2 separate regions of the Homo sapiens genome follow, and region 2 is linked to region 1. Evidence: read pairs that join two places in POLR2A ChIA-PET (ENCODE). Cell type or tissue: OCI-LY7. All regions are shown on one strand.

Region 1 (2,500 bases):
TCTGAATAGACCAATAACAGGATCTGAAATTGAGGCAATGATTAATAGCCTACCAACCAAAAAAAGTCCAGGACCAGACGGATTCACAGCCAAATTCTACCAGAGGTACAAAGAGGAGCTGGTACCATTCCTTCTGAAACTATTCCAATCAACAGAAAAAGAGGGAATCCTCCCTAACTCATTTCATGAGGCCAGCATCATCCTAATACCAAAGCCTGGCAGAGACACAACAACAACAACAAAAAGAATTTTAGACCAATATCCCTGATGAACATCAATGTGAAAATCCTCAATAAAATACTGGCAAAGCGAATCCAGCAGCACATCAAAAAGCTTACCCACCATGATCAAGTTGGCTTCATCCCTGGGATGCAAGGCTGGTTCAACATATGCAAATCAATAAACTCAATCCATCACATAAACAGAACCAATGACAAAAACCACATGATTATCTCAATAGATGCAGAAAAGGCCTATGACAAAATTCAACAGCACTTCATGCTAAAAATTCTCAATAAACTAGGTATTGACGGAACATATCTCAAAATAATAAGAGCTATTTATGACAAACTCACAGACAATATCATACTGAATACGCAAAAACTAGAAGCATTCCCTTCTGGCACGAGACAAGGATGGTCTCTCTAACCACTGCTATTCAACATAGTGTTGGAAGTTCTGGCCAGGGCAGTCAGGCAAGAGAAAGAAATAAAGGGCATTCAATTAGGAAAAGAGGAAGTCAAATTTCCCTGTTCATAGATGACATGATTGTATATTTAGAAAACCCCATTGTCTTAGCCCAAAATCTCCTTAAGCTGATAAGCAACTTCAGCAAAGTCTCAGGATACAAAATCAATGTGCAAAAATCACAAGCATTCCTATACACAAATAACAGACAAACAGAGAGCCAAATCATGAGTGAACTCCCATTCACAATTGCTACAAGGAGAATAAAACACCTAGGAATCCAACTTACAAGGGATGTGAAGGATCTCTTCAAGGAGAACTACAAACCACTGCTCAACGAAATAAAAGAGGACACAAACAAATGGAAGAACATTCCATGCCCATGGATAGAAAGAATCAATATTGTGAAAATGGCCATACTGCCCAAGGTAATTTATAGATTGAATGCCATCCCCATCAAGCTACCAATGACTTTCTTCACAGAATTGGAAAAAAAACTACTTTAAAGTTCATATGGAACTAAAAAAGAGCCCGCATTGCCAAGACAATCCTGAGCCAAAAGAACAAGGCTGGAGGCATCATGCTACCTAACTTCAAACTATACTACAAGGCTACAGTAACCAAAACAGCATAGTACTGGTACCAAAACAGATATATAGACCAATGGAATAGAACAGAGGCCTCAGAGATAACCTCACACATCTACAACTATCTGATCTTTGACAAACCTGACGAAAACAAGAAATGGGGAAAGATCTCCTGTTAATAAATGGTGCTGGGAAAACCGGCTAGCCATGTGTAGAAAACTGAAACTACATCCCTTCCTTACACCTTATACAAAAATTAATTCAAGATAGATTAAATACTTAGATGTTAGACCTACAACCATAAAAACCCTAGAAGGAAACCTAGTCAATACCATTCAGAACATAGGCATGGGCAAGGACTTCATGACTAAAACACCAAAAGCAATGGCAACAAAAGCCAAAATAGACAAATGGGATCTAATTAAACAAAAGAGCTTCTGTACGGCAAAGTAAACTACCATCAGAGTGAACAGGCAACCTACAGAATGGGAGAAAATTTTTGCAATCTACCCATCTGACAAAGGACTAATATCCAGAATCTACAAAGAAATCGAACAAATTTACAAGAAAAAAACAAACAACCCCATCAAAAAGTGGGCAAAGGATATGAACAGACACTTCTTCAAAGAAGACATTTGAAATGCAGCCAACAGACACGTGAAAAATGCTCATCATCACTGGTCATCAGAGAAATGCAAATCGAAACCACAATGAGATACCTTCTCGTGCCAATTAGAATGGCGATAATTAAAAAGTCAGGAAACAACAGATGCTTTAGAGGATGTGGAGAAATAGGAACGCTTTTACACTGTTGGTGGGAGTGTAAACTAGTTCAACCACTGTGGAAGACAGTGTGGCAATTCCTCAAGGATCTAGAAATAGAAATACCATTTAACCCAGCAATCCCATCACTGAGTATATATACCCAAAGGATTATAAATCATGCTGCTATAAAGACACATGCACACATATGTTTAATGCAGCACTATTCACAATAGCAAAGATTTGGAACCAATCCAAATATCCATCAATGATAGACTGGATTAAGAAAATGTGGCACATATACGCCATGGAATACTATGCAGCCATAAAAAAGGATGAGTTCATGTCCTTTGCAGGGATATGGATGAAGCTGGAAACCATCATTCTCAGCAAACTATCACAAAGACAGAAAACCAAACTCATTGTTCTCACCCATAGGTGGGGATTGAACAATGAGAACACTT
Region 2 (2,500 bases), 78 kb after region 1:
TGCAGAGTTTAACTTCCTCCTGCTTTAAATTAAGGAGGCTGACTCTGATGGAGAATGAAAAGCAGTAGTCTGCTTATTTGTGAGAAACCCCTCTTTGCACAGAAGAGGAAGATTCCCAGCTTTCTGCATTCTCTCCTGAGTTCAGTGTCGGCTCCCTCTGTGACTCCAGAGATCATTTCACATCCCATTGCCTCGTGTTCCTTCTCATTAAGACGGCAGTAACTTCACCAGTTTCCTCCATCACAGGAGCATTATGTGGAATAATTAAGGGTTAATTAATTAATTGGAGAAAAACCACATTAGAGAGATCTTAGAGATTTTTCTACTGAATTTTCTAGGCTTCAGGCAAGGCCACCTCTAAATCAGTTTTAATCAGAAGCATAGGGCCTCAATTTTTCATTACCAGTCACACTTTGAGGTTTAAAATGAACATGAATCTCTAATATAATTTTTTCTAAATCAGATTTTTTCCCCTGCAAGACTGATTTCTAGTATCATATCACTGAGTTAATCAATATAATATCTTATAGTAAATGTAGTAGTTCTATTGTGAATCCATAAAATGACAAGGACTTTTTTCTTTGCTATTTAATATTCTTTATCATTGTTGTTATTATTGCTTATTTATGGTAAATGGAAGAAATTCCGTAGTCCAATATGGATTTGCTTCTTTTCATCTTTTTTCTTCAGAGATAATCTCAGCCAAAACCCAGGACCGTATAACGACAGACGCTCAATGGAAAGTCAATGATTAAAAACAGTCTGCGATCAGCTGCTGATGTGATTATCCAAGTGCTGGTTTTCAAGGGTGCTCATGATGGAGCTGTTTTCCTCTCTGTTTCCCTCCTGGAGCTCACTCTGTTCATGAAAGGTGGGCTAGAGCAGGATATGGAGCCCAATAGGGCTGCGTTAATGGTCTGGCCTCCCCGCTTCTGGGAAAGGTGGCACCAGGTCTAAGTTTGACCTTAGAGTGTCCCCCATTCAAGTGCCTTGAGCCCTCTAGATCACTGTTGCCCCAGAGGTGGCTGAACTTTCACTTCCTCACTGCCTTCTTCTATTCCAAGCAGCACAGGATCTCTGATTTGCCTTCTAGAGGAGGTGAGGCATCCACCACCTTACAGCGCCCCTGCATCCCCTCTTCACAGCCAAAGCAAATTAAATCACTTTGCTTAAAGTAGAAAACCACTAACTCTAGCTCTAAGTGCAGCCTCCACTGTTTTCCAGTGTTCCAAAAATATACTGTTACAGTCCTCAAAGAAACATAGTCCTCTGCTATTCATGAAAAATCAGCTCAATTGTAGTCCATTCATTCAGCTAGTGTCTAGTGATTATTGATATGTAACACTCTACTAACTACTAGGAACAAGAAGACTGCAGTCTGCCTCAGTGAGGTCAAACTTTTAGTGGGGGGAAGTCAGGAGAACAACATGGCAAGGCAAGGATGTGAAGCCCCAATCCCTCTGTGTCAGCGCTTCATAGTAAACCTGAACATTTGGTCAAAGACTGAGTGGACAGGTAGGAGAAGTTTTGGGAGAAGACAAAAGTTCTCTGGAGATTAAATACTCAAAGTCCAAATCTGGGAATACTTAGAGCTCATATTCTTGGGCTAGAAATTCCTGTATTTTTGTTGGATTTAAACAAATTTTGTTGGTAAATTCTTCAGGATAAAGCTGCTTTCTTTTATCCATCTCATATCAAATTTCTTTCTACTAATAATGGAGTGATAAGAGGAGGCTCAGAGATAATCCAACATCTTGGTAATCCAAGAGAAACCTCAGAGATAAACCAACTTCCTCACTCTAAAGGTAAAAAACACTAACTCCCAACCTAAATTATTTGCTCAAAGTCACATTGCTACAAAATGGACTGTGGTTAGAACTCAGTTTCTTATCTAATCTCATGTTGCTTCATAATAAGAAATTACTATGTAATTTATGTTATTTTCCCATTATGTATTTTCTTTAATACTTTCAACTCTGTGTAGAAATCTGTCCAGGTGGATAGATAAACCACATTGATAGAATTAACTAGGTAGGGCATGGTAGCTCACATCTATAATCCCAGCACTTTGTGAGGCTGAGGCAGGCAAATCACTTGAGGTCAGGAGTTTGAGACAAGCCTGGCCAACATGGTGAAACCCCGTCTGTACTAAAAATACAGCAATTAGCTGGGCATGGTGGTGCACACTTGTAATCCCGCTACTTGGGAGCCTGAGGTGGGAGGATCACTTAAATCCAGGAGGCGGAGGTTGCAGTAGGCCAAGATGGTGCCACTGCATTCCAGCCTGAGAGACAAAGTGAGATTCCATCTTAAAAAAAAAAAATTAACGAAAATGTGGCTTGGTAGTTGCAAAATGGCCACAAATTCTTTCCCTCCCTCACTGTTTGAACATATTCTTCACCTTCTGACTTGCTTTGACCAAGGGGACATTAATGAGATGAAGCTAGCTGAGGCCTCAGTGTGCTTAGGATCTGGGGCATACTTTCTGGCTGCCGTTGGA

What was found. ChIA-PET counts read pairs that join two places held together with the same protein. Peaks named below come from ENCODE experiments on the same cell type or tissue, not always from the same donor. Only the 100,000 strongest peaks of a DNase experiment are listed, where the experiment ranks them.
Region 2: POLR2A ChIA-PET joins it to region 1 with 6 read pairs; 2 of 35 experiments call an interaction of 5 or more read pairs at or near these places.

Annotation. Positions count from the first base shown.
Region 1 is chr20:16,788,032-16,790,531 of GRCh38, reverse strand. No RefSeq gene overlaps it. Among named protein-coding and RNA genes, the nearest start is that of OTOR, 41 kb to the right of the region's middle. In OCI-LY7, no CTCF peak of the experiment used is centred here; no DNase peak of the experiment used is centred here.
Region 2 is chr20:16,709,533-16,712,032 of GRCh38, reverse strand. No RefSeq gene overlaps it. Among named protein-coding and RNA genes, the nearest start is that of SNRPB2, 19 kb to the left of the region's middle. In OCI-LY7, no CTCF peak of the experiment used is centred here; a DNase peak (open chromatin) is centred at 1,062; H3K4me3 peaks cover 599 bases; H3K27ac peaks cover 1,142 bases.